Regions from separate parts of the Homo sapiens genome. Here region 2 is linked to region 1. A link is a contact called in ENCODE Hi-C or POLR2A ChIA-PET data. All regions are on one chromosome and are shown on one strand. Each heading gives the region's core, a stretch centred on a gene start or an enhancer-like site at or near the end of the contact. The rest is flanking DNA. Distances are from core to core; before and after follow the strand shown.

Region 1 (5,853 bases), core at 1,351-3,850:
CGAATGATGGATTTATTTTACACATGAAGAAACAGAAAGGTAAAGCTGACCCAAGCTAACCTTTTTGGGTAATAGCAGAAAAACAACAAAAAAGCAAATGTGTCTAAAGGGAAAATATATCTGGTGTCACTTTTTCTATTACTTTGCTGTGCAACTATAGGCAGTTTAATAAATCATTTAACCTCTCAGATCTCAACTTTCCCTTGGAAGTAAACAACTTAAGGCCCCATTATGTTCTAAAATAAAGTCTTCTACACTCTGAATCCAACTCACATCATTTCAATTTCATTCCTATTTACATTATATATTGACAATTTGCTACATACCAGTCCCTCTGGTCTGTTTATGTTGCATTCAAAGACTATCTAATTTCAGACTCGGCCTCGTCTGTCCTGACTAGGAACACTGAGGGAGACCTGATGGTGGGGTTGGCAAGTAGCTCTCTTAGGGCTTTCCACATCTTCCTCTCAACTTCTATGTATCACAAATCTCAATCAAACAGATGTTAAAGGCTATTTTTTCAGGACAGCTTAAGCAATTCCCATTCCAAAAGGCACAAAGGAGTCTAAATGTTTAAGTACCTACCATGTGCCAGGTACTGTAACAAGCACTATGCATGTATTAATATATTTAAATCCAACATCCCTATGAGATATTAATACCCTCTTTACCAAAGCAAGGAAAATGAAAGAAGTAACTTGCCCAGGTTACAAAGCTAGTAATTGATGTGGCTAGGATCTAGAACCCAGGTACTTTGGTTCTAGAGCTGACAGTCCTAACCACTACTCTATGCTACAAAAATCCACTTGAGACTTCGACCAGACCAGTCTCTTAAGGTAACCGGAAGAAATTGTCAAGGACGACCTCAGATACAGCTTAAATGGGTCTGGCAGAGAGAGAGAAGGTGTAGTGGTGGGACCAGTCAGCAACAAAGAATGTCTTTTAGTCAGAAAACCATGCTTGGGCCAGGTGCGGTGGCTCACACCTGTAATCCCAGCACTTTCAGAGGCTGAGGCGGGCGGATCACTGGGTGAGGAGATCGAGACCATCCTGGCTAACATGGTGAAACCCCGTTTCTACTAAAAATACAAAAATATTAGCCCGGTGTGGTAGCAGGTGCCTGCAGTCCCAGCTACTCGGGAGGCTCAGGCAGGAGAATGGTGCGAACCCAGGAGGCGGAGCTTGCAGTGAGCTGAGATCGCGCCACTGCACTCCAGCCTGGGCGACAGAGCGAGACTCCATCTCAAAAAAAAAAAAAAAAAAAAAAGAAAGAAAGAAAAAAAAAAAACCCCATGCTTGGTAGGATAAAGGATTAGCAAAGGATCTTCCCTGGGGTAAGAGATTTCTGATATTTGTTAAGGGACACTACATTTCTAGCTATATTATTGTTTATCTAATATTCCACCATTCCTGGTTTCTAATTCTAGCTTTTCGTTGACAAACTACTGGTTGTTCAACTATTCTGGCTGAAATGAAAACACTGCTATTTCTAATCAGCATTTTCTATCACAAGGTGTTTGAACTCGGTACATTTATTGTGTGTATGCCATGAAAATGTGTTCTCACTTCCTATATTTGTAGTTATAATTTATTATAGACCTCTAAAAAGATGAAACTGTGGGCCAGGCATGGTGACTCACGCCAGTAATCACAGCGCTCTGGGAGGCCGAGGTGGGCAAATCACGAGGTCAGGAGTTCGAGACCAGCCTGGCCAGCATGGTGAAACCCCATCTCTACTAAAAATACAAAAATTAGCCTGCCATGGTGGCACGTGCCTGTAATCCCAGCTACTCAGGAGGCTGAGGCAGGAGACTCACTTAAATCCAGGAGGCAGAGGTTGCAGTGAGCCGAGATCTCGCCACTGTACTCTAGCCTGAGTGACAGAGTGAGACTCCGTCTCAAAAAAAAAAAAAAAAGAGAGAGAGAGAGAGAGAGAGAGAGAAGGAGAGAGAGAGAGAGAAGAAAAAAGAAAAAAGAAAGAAAAAAGAAACCAAGTGATGGGCTGAGCGCAGTGGCTCATGCCTATAATCTCAGCACTTTGGGAGGCTGAGGCAGGAGGATCACCTAAGGTCAGGAGTTCAAGAGCAGCCTGGCCAACATGGTGAAAACCCTTCTCTACCAAAAAACAATTAGCCAGGTATGGTGGCTCAGGCCCGTAATCCCAGCTACTCAGGAGGCTGAGGCACGAGAATCACTTGAACCTGGGAGGCAGAGGTTGCAGTGAGCCGAGATGGTGCCACTGCATTTCAGCCTGGGCAACAGGAGCGAAACTTCATCTCAAAAAAAAAAAAAAAAGAAAAAGAAAGAAAGAAAGAAACCAATCTTGTCACTATTAGATTTTCATGTCTCACACTGTGATACGATTTAAAAAAAAAAAATTTAGGGCATTGTTTTGTAAAGTTATATAAAGCTACATGGATTAGGCCGGGTGCAGTGGCTCACGCCTGTAATCCCAGCATTTTGGGAGGCCAAGGCAGGTGGATTACGAGGTCAGGAGTTCAAGGCCAGCCTGGCCAAGATGTTGAAACCCCATCTCTACTAAAAATACAAAAATTGGCCAGGCGCGGTGGCAGGCGCCTGTGATCCCAGCTACTCAGGAGGCTGAGGCAAGAGAATCGCTTGAACCCCGGCAGCAGAGGTTGCAGTGAGCTGAGATCACACCACTACACTCCAGCCTGTGCGACAGAGTGAGACTCCATCTCAAAAAAAAAAAAAAAAAAAAAACTACATGGATTAAATCTGAATCTTTGCAACATATACCAAATCCCCACTTCATAGCCTTAATATGTACTTGAATAAATAAATACATTTTAAAGGAAAAAGCAACCTCAGGCTTTCACTCTGCTCTCCCACAACATATGAATGCATACATATCCAAAAAATCAACTGAACTTTAAAACGCTGTTGCTTTCATTTTCTTCTTTGCAACCTTTTGAAAACCCAGCACTGCTGCCAGGTCACACACTGGGCCATATGTGGATAGACGGACATTGCTGTCTATCCCCCCGACCGTGTGTGTGTGTGTGTGTGTGTGTGTGTGTGTGTGTGTGTGTGTGTGTGTGTGTGTGTGTGTGTGTGTGTGTGTGTGTGTGTATAATTCATACAAGACTGTGTGTGTGTGTGTGTGTGTATTATAATTCATACAAGACCATGCTGAATATAGAAAAAATAGCCAGACACTCTGTATACAAAAATTAAAATGTAGTCCTAGCACTCAAGAAGATTGCTGGCCACTAGGGGGCAACAAATATGTAAATAAATTATAGAATTACAATTTAATGTGCTATGTATTAAGACAGGTAGATACAAATGTTATTGAAGCCCAGTAGGAAGAACAACTAACACAGAGGGTTTGGGGGAAGCTCCACCTAAGAAGCCACATAAGAAAAATGCTGATTCATTCAGCATAACTTCACTGGACATCTACCAAGTTCCAAAGACCATAGATACAGACTGTGTTGCTCCTCTATAGCAGTGATCTCTTCAAATTTTAGGGGGTTTCTCTTCACTTACTAGATTTATCAGTATCTCCTTATTAATAAGATATATATAAAACTTTCTTCTAAAATAAAAGGTTATACAAAGTTTGATAATTTCATATCTCATGATGGATTTTAATTAAAATGCCCTAAGGAAGTATAAAAAGAGTCGGAATCACTGCCTTACAATGACTAAGCCTTAGGCCCAAGTTTTTATCTTTTGATCTATATAAAACTTTTTGTCCCTAAATGATAAATGGCCTGAGCACAGAGAATAAGGAAAAACACATGTTTACTTTTAACATAACTGCCATATATATTACAAAGAAGATGCAGTGATAAATTAACATGGCTGAAAAGCTTGCATTTCTTTTACTGAAAGGTCAGCCTTCAAATACATTCTGGAAAAGATCAAATTCTACAGAGATCAACAGTACATAGAACAGTTTCCATACATGAAAAATGTTAGATCACAATAATTCCAACAACCAGATAATGTAACCCATAAATAGAAGGTGTCTACAGAATTTAGCAGGAAGCTTATGCGTACCTAAGTCTCTTGATTAAAAAAAAATATTTAGTCAGTAGGACCTTTAAGGAAAAAAAAAAAGATAGCTGTGAAGGCAGAATGTTCAAGAGAAGATGAATATACAAAAGTAAACTATTCCCTAAAAAGTTCCCCCAAGAACTAGTGTCAAATAGCTACTTATATACAGAATGATCCTAAAAGAGTCGGGATACACTTACCCTGACCACAAACAAGCCCTCCACAAAACTAATTGGTCAAGAAATGAGTTAAAAGTGCTAGATCTCTCCCATCACTGTTGCCTGCCTTCCTGCATACCATCAGGTATAATCAACTGTTCAGTGTGCTTGCTGCACATTTAACTATGATATCATCACAACTCTGCAACAACAACAACAAAATGTGGCTATCAATTCAAGATGAGGATAAGGCATCTCAACATCATCTTGAAGAGAAGCAATCTGAGTTTAGATGTTATATCTAAGGCACATTCTTGGTTTTTCCAAAGGTTTTACTAGAATATGCATATATTTGTCTCCTTGGGTGCTAACAAAAGCAGTAACTCGCAATATTAAACTTTTTAATTTTTTTTTGAGGCAGAGTCTCGCTCTGTCGCCTAGGCTGGAGTGCAATGGTATGATCTCAATTCACTGCAACCTCCGTCTCCCAGGTTCAAGTGATTCTCCTGCCTCAGCCTCCTGAATAGCTGGGATTACAGGCGTGCACCACCACGCCTGGCTAATTTGTTGTATTTTTAGTAGAGACGAGGTCTCGCCACGTTGGCCAGGCTGGTCTCAAACTCCTGACCTCAAGTGATCCGCCCGCCTTGGCCTTCCAAATTGCTGGAGTTACAGACATGACCCACCACGCTCAGCCCAGCACAGGAGTTTTGACCTGCTCAGTTTCCAACCTGAACCAGTGTACTCCCTTCTTGGTCCCCAGTTGCTGGGAGGTCACCATATTGATGCCAAACTTAGTACAGATACCTGATCTGTATACTGCATTACAGCCCAGAACTCCTTGCTTCAAGAGATCCTCCTGCCTCAGCCTCTCAAGTTACTGGGACTACAGGTCTTATGCCACCATGCCGGGCAAGAAGTAATCTTTAAAGCACCCCCACTCCACCCTCATACACAAATACTACTATTGGAAACAATAATATAACTCAGAAATATTCAGTTTCTCAGCCAGGCACCGTGGCTCACTCCTGTAATCCTAACACTTTAGGAGGCCAAGGCGGGCGGATCACTTGAGGTCAGGAGTTCGAGACCAGCCTGGCCAACCTGACAAAATCCTGTCTCTACTAAAAAATGTGAAAATTAGCCGGGCATGATGGCATGTGCCTATAGTCCCAGCTACTTGGGAGGCTGAGGCACGAGAATCACTTGAACCCAGGAGGGAGAGATTACAGTGAGCCGAGATCACACCACTGCACTCCAGCCTAGGCGATAGAGTGAGACTGTCTCAAAAAAAAAAAAAAAAAAAGAGAAATATTGTTTCTCCTGAAAGTCAACCAATTTTTTAACTTGATTTTCATTAGCCAGTGAAACACCTACTGAAATACAAATACTCCCTGAATACTTCTGTTTACTGCCTGATTTCTGTATCAACAAACACAGAAAAGGGAAACAAAGATAATGCCTAGTTTCTTCACCACCTTTTATAATTGATGCAACTGTTAAGTCATCAGTATAATACATGGTACTGGTCATGCCAATTTAGTTCCTAGAATATAAGGATTAATGAAAGTATTATACAAATAAGAAGTTATGGAAAAAGAAAAAACCCCTAAAAGTTGACCGTAAATCTAAAGGGGAAGTAAGAGTGACCTTTCTTTTTGCCAGTCAA
Region 2 (5,853 bases), core at 2,476-4,975, 200 kb before region 1:
GAACACTGAGCTGTACCTGGTGCTACCTTGGCACTTTGCCTGTGGTTGCCACTGCTCTTCTAGCTCAATCCATCCACATTTCTACCCCAAAGCTCTACCTCCTCCAGGAAGTTCTCCTCCCACCATCCTCCTTGGCCCTAAATGTACCCACTGCCACCTATGGCTGATGTCAGACAGTTTAATGAGTGTCCCTAGACTGTGGAATTCTTTTCTTTTGAGAGAGGGTCTTGCTCTGTTGCCCCAGGAAACAAAGACCATGTGTAGTGGTCATAGCTCACTGCGGCCTCAAACTCCTGGGCTCAAGCAATCCTTCAGCCTCAGCCACCTGATTAGCTGGGACTATAGGCATGCGCCACCATGCTGGGCTAATTTTTAAATTTTTGGTAGAGATGGGGTCTCTATGTTGCCCAGGTTGGTCTCAAATTCCTCAAGGAATCTTCCTGCCTGGGCTTCCCAAAGCGCTGGGATTACAGATGTAAGCCCCAACTGTGACATTCCTAAAAGCAGGGATGGGTTTTCCTTGCCTTCTCTCTGTCCTTAACAGGACCTGGCAGAGACTGAGAAAGTGCCTGCACAATGTACCCCTGGAGCAGACGGAGCGCTTCTCTTTCCCATGCTTGTCTGGAGCTGGGGGGACTGGCGTCTCCTCTAAGCTGTGCCCTCCCACCAGCAACCCCAGATTGTTAGCACTGGAAGGGCCCCTAACAAGATTCTTTTTGAGAGCCACAGGGGAGCAGGAACTTTCCCAAGGTCCTGATTTCCAGCTGGAAATCAGAGGGCAGCCACCTGTCCTGCCCCATCCCACGGAAATCTTGGAGGGGCTACTCCTGCTCCGTCTTTCCTCTCTTCCTTCTTCCCCAAACCCCAGCAGCTACCCCCATTTAGGGACTTGGCAGGATAAAGGCACAGTCTTTATTCCAGCCCCCGACCCAACCCAACTGGCAACTCCCAGCCTGCTGCCTTTGCCCAGGCATGGCAGAGGGGCACTGGCAGCTTGGAGATGGAGCTGCTTTTCCCTTTGGCAGTGTGGAAGGTGGGGGAGGGGAGGGGAGAGGCTTGGCCCCCACTAGGTGAGGGGAGAGGGCAGGGAGGCAAGTCCAAGAGGCAGAGGGAGAACACAACTTTCCCAGCTTTCGGGGTCACTACATTAAGATTCAAAGACAAACTGGGGACTGGGGGGCTGTGTGTAAAGCCAATTGTCCCTGTACCCACCTGGCCTGGGTCCCTGTTTCAGAGCTGCAGCCCTCAGTTCCTGCAAACCAGTGCTTTCTGGCTGCCCCAGGTGGATGTGTGCTGGGGATGGCGTTGTCCACTCCCACCTTCTGCTTCAGTGTCTTCCTCTCCCCGCATCCGCTGCTTCCCCCTCTTCCTCCCAGCTCCCTCCTCCCCTCTTTCTCACTCCCACCCATTTGCCTCTTTGTGTCTCCTCTTTCCTTCCCAGTCTTGCCCCTTCTCTGGTCTCACCCCTCTTCTCTCGCCCCCGCCCCTTTCTTCAGCGCCCCCTCCCCTCCGCTCCCCCGACACTGGGGCTGCTTTCTCCCTGACTCAGCAAGGTGCTTTATAAGGTGCTGAGGGGCTCAGCCAAATCCAAACCACATTGTGCAGACTCCACAAGGAGCGGCTTCGAGGCGGAGGGAGAGGCTGAAGCGGCTCCCCTTCTCCCTCTCCCCTCCTTCTTGGCCCCCTCCCTCTGAAAGGGTAGCAGCTAGGGGGACCTCCTGGCTGGCCTCCGTGCCATGCACCCATGGGCATCTGCCTTCTTGACCTTGGCATGGGCATCAAGAAATCACTGGGTTCATCCATCAGGAATGTCACTGAAACTCCAGAGTCCTGGCTGGTGGGGGCAGGGAGGAGGTGCGGGGGCGGTGGGGGGGGCAGAGGTAGGCCCTGAGCACTTTTCACAAGGGTCCCTCCAGGCAGTTTTCATCAGAGCTGCTACTGAGGTCCCTCAAAGTCCCCTGCCCCCCACCCCAAGCCAGCTCTCCTTTCCCAGCCCTTTTTCTCCTTGTTTAGGAAAAAAAAAAGGAAGAAAGGACAGAGAGAGAGAGAAAAAAAAAAACCAACCCAACAACAAAGTCTGTCCCACTCCAGTGAGGTAATTGAAAACAAACTTCTTCCCCACCCCCCCCACCCCCCCACCTCAGTGCTCGCGGTACAGAGAAGGGAAGAGCTGCCCTGGGACCCAGCACTGGCCATGATCAGGATGCCTGCCCAGGCCACAGGTTGGAGGCGCTGGGGCTGGACTGGCAGAGTGCCCTCCCATTCCAGGGGCACCAGGAAGGAGTGGGAGACAAATCTCTGATGCCACTCCAGGGAGAGGCATCACCTTCCAGGTCTGGCCCACCACTGGCCTCTCCCACTTTGAAACAATAAATAAACAACAACAAAAGCAACTTATTACCCAGTGATTTAATTGGTGGTGTGGCTATAGGGCACCCAAGCCTTGGGGACCACATGACTCTCCCCCAGGAAAATCATGAAGCAGGGCAGTCCCCAGCCCTGGGTTAGAGCTGCCTCCTCTGAGCGTGTTCTCCCCGGCAGCCCTTGGAGAGGGAGGAGGGGACCCCCTCTGGGAGGGTCCAGGCATACCCCCAGGTATCCTGCCCAGCAAATCCCAACCCAGGCCTGCGGGAAGGAGGGGGAGCCCTCACCGCTAAGCCACCCCCACCTCACCACCGGAAAAACCAACAACCCGAAACCCCAAAGGAAGGAGAATGCCAGGGTCTTCATGGGGAAACATTTCACAAATGGGGACGCTCGGGCGGTCCATCGCCTTGAATCGGAGCATTCCCGCTGAGTCACCCAAGAAGCCTGTGGTGTTGAAACTGGTCCGTTGCCTCGTGCTGATTAATGAATTACAAATCCCCCACCCATGTACATTCTCCCTGGTCACTGGAGGAAGAATGAAGAACCTTGTGAACTTGAGGGAAAAAGTCCCGCCAAGTGGCCTCTTCTCGCCTCTGGGCCGGGCAGTGGGCCTGCAGTGCCCTCTTCCTCCCCCGCAGGGGGCATTGTGAGCTGGTTAGTCACCTGCCCCAGCCCCAGCGCCTCGCTTAGCTCTAGCTTTTGGAAATGGGACAAGCGGCGGGACAATAGGCAGGGGGGGCGGTCAGCCCAGACAAAGGGCAGCAGGAAAAACACCATCACTTGCTCCCAGGCCAGCTCGCTGGCATTTGGGAGAATGTGTCATTGCATTTACTCAAGGGGGAGGAGGAGGGAAGGTTAGAGATGAGGAGGCAGAGGTAGGGTGGGAGCAGGGACCTCGCACAGGCAGAGGTAGGTTGGATCAGGGACCCCGCATCGGCAGGGGACAGGGGGCAGGGGGCGGTGTCCCAGGCCAACGCCTGGGGAGAAGCCCACCCGAAGCCGGCGCTGTCCCCCGGCTCCTGGGAGTCCTCAGACGGACTGATGGCCTCCCCGCCCCCTCCCCCAGGAGGCCCAGGGTGGTACCGCCACAGCCTCGCCTCACCTCACCCCCCCTCGGTGCTGTGGGAGGGAGAGGGAGCCCCAGAAGCCCTCCCTTCCCTCCTCCCCCCTCCTACCCCCACCCCGGGGAGGGCCGCTACAATTTGTGGTTACAGCTTTACACGTCAGAAAAAAAAAAAAAAAGTTTGCAGAATGTCCCACACCGAAAAAAAAAAAAAATCCGAAACCGAGCGAAAAAAACCTGCGAGTGGGCCTGGCGGATGGGATTATTAAAGCTTCGCCGGAGCCGCGGCTCGCCCTCCCACTCCGCCAGCCTCCGGGAGAGGAGCCGCACCCGGCCGGCCCGGCCCCAGCCCCATGGACCTCCGAGCAGGTAGGAGCCAGGCGGCCGAGGCCCCGACCCCCGCCCCGCCAAGCAGCCACGAGATCCGGTTCCCGTCCTGCCCTGACCCCCGGGAGCCCCGCGCCGGGGCCGGGCCAGGGAGCTGGGCTCGGGCCGGGGGAGGCACGGCTGGGCGCCCTCGAGAGGGGCCGGGCGGGGACGCGGCATTCCTGGAGTCCGCACGGCGGGGCCAGGAGGTGGCCGGGAGCGGCGGGGAGCCCGGACGATCGCAGACCTGGGGAGGCGGCAACCTGGAGCCCCAGCGAGGCGGGCCGTAGGAGCCGCAGCCCCAGAGCCCCGCGCACCAGTCGGGGCCAGAGAGTCCGAGGCGGGGAGCGAGGCTGCGGGTGGGAGGAGGGGCTGGGAGAGGAAGAGGGAGGGAGGCCGGGGGAGCCCGAGGCCGGGCGGCGGGAGGCGAGGGGAGGCCGACACCTCGGGCCGCGCCGCTCTCCCTCCCCGGCCCGCCGGGAGGGGTAGGAGGGCGGGCGGGAGGAAGGGCGGGCGGCGGAGAGGAGGGCGGAGGGCAGCGCCGAGCCTGGCTGGGCCGGGCCGGACGGGCCGAGCCGCGCCGCGGGACTCGCGGCTTCCTAGCTACGCGCCGCGCGGCCGGAACCCTCCATGGTGCCCACGGCCGGGGAGCCGGCGGCAGGTAGGGGCGGCGGGCGGCGGCCGCGAGTCCCCCGGGCCACCGTGGCCTGGGAGTGATTATTGTTTGGCGGGGGGCTGGCGCAGCCGGGCCGGACCCGGCAGGAAAAAGTCTGTCACTGGCCAGGGAGCGGCGGGAGCAGCCGCTCAGCCCGGGCAGGAGGGGAGTTGACGCGCGGGAAAGGGCAGCGCCGGGCAGAGCCCGGAGCCCGGTGCCCCGGACCCCGCCCCCGCCCCCGCCCCCGCCCCCGCCGCGGGGAAGGAGCGACCGGGCGGGAGCGGGAGGGGGCGGGGCCGGGGGCGCCGAGGCCACACAGGGGGAAGGCGCAGCGCCGGGAGGGGTCCCAGAGCGAGAGGTCACCGCCAGCAGGGAGGGCCAGCTGGCAACCGCCGCCGTGCAGCTTCCCGGCCGAGCCCCTCGAAGGAAACCTTCGAAAGAGTCCCCGGGGCTCGCCAGAGGTCCCCTCATGCTTGCTCTCCCCACCCGCCTTCCTTTCCACAACTCCGTGCTGGGCTTCTGGAGCCCTCCCCACAGACCCTCCCAATCCCAGAGGACCCCTGTTCCCCCAGCTCCCAGCCTGGCCCTCCCCCCGGGGTGTGAGGGGCTACCAGGAGAGGAGGGGAGACGGGCGGGTGGAGGCTAAGCCTTGGAGAGAGGCTAGGGGTGGGGGGCACTGGGCACGCTGCTCTACTGGGTCCTCCTTCTCTGACCCTAACCCAGGGACACCTCTGTGCTTTCACTGACCCCGACTGACCTCCGCCACAGCTCGGGAGCACACGTTGCCCCTCACACCGGACAGGATGCGAGTACATATTCCCCTAACAGACCAGACGCGCTCCTGGCCAGCTCAGACACCCTCGCTGCCCTGGAGCCACACGCTCCACCGGGGAGGAAGCAGAGATGGCAATTGTCACCCGGCAGCCCCAGAAGTGACACTGCTGATGGGTGCAATGGCTCCCTGTCCCCTTCATTCACAGACCCACACTCTTGTCCGTCACACTTCTGCACACCACCCCTGCACGCCACCCCTGCACACCAGCCACTGGCTCACTGACACTTCACATTCCTCCCCACGTCCCACCTCTTGTGCACACCTGGCTCCTGCACTCTCCTCCCCCCCCACGCCCCTCTTGATAACAACACCCTTTCCAATTCACCCACCACTGCCCTGGACTCCTCCTTCACTGCTCCTCCTGCCTCTGGCTCTCAGTGGGCTGCTGGGCTCCCCCCTGGCTCCCCGCTGGCCTCCCTGAGCACACCCATGGCCCTCTTGTGGCACAATCAGGAACCCTCTCACTCCAGCCAAAGCCCAACTCCTGTCTCGCTTGCTTGGTTACTGACTTCATAAGGCAGTGGGGCTGGCCCACCCTCAGCTTCTTCCCCTGGGCCTCAGTGACCT

What was found. Hi-C counts contacts between places; a loop is a spot of excess contacts on that map. ChIA-PET counts read pairs that join two places held with the same protein, here RNA polymerase II (POLR2A). Pooled maps may share reads with other maps.
Region 2: a loop to region 1 is called in a pooled map, with 2.4 times the contacts of the local background. The contact joins the promoter of CLCF1 here to the enhancer-like site in region 1. A Hi-C loop is called at or near these places in 6 of 50 pooled maps. POLR2A ChIA-PET finds 5 or more read pairs at or near these places in 4 of 52 experiments (A549, H1, PC-9 and 1 more).

The regions. Positions count from the first base shown.
Region 1 is chr11:67,165,823-67,171,675 of GRCh38, reverse strand. The region is part of intron 2 of KDM2A (lysine demethylase 2A); the gene reads right to left. Among named protein-coding and RNA genes, the nearest start is that of KDM2A, 49 kb to the right of the region's middle. Within about 2 kb of position 2,600, at least 6 of the 41 ENCODE cell types and tissues checked have a DNase peak (open chromatin) inside an H3K27ac peak, as active enhancers do; they include PC-9, where a contact is called at or near this core.
Region 2 is chr11:67,371,470-67,377,322 of GRCh38, reverse strand. CLCF1 (cardiotrophin like cytokine factor 1) reads left to right here and starts at 3,725. Exons shown (of 3, transcript NM_013246.3): 1 at 3,725-3,799. The coding sequence starts at 3,784. The region is part of intron 2 of LOC100130987 (a long non-coding RNA gene); the gene reads right to left. RefSeq lists silencers at 3,387-3,436, 3,997-4,336.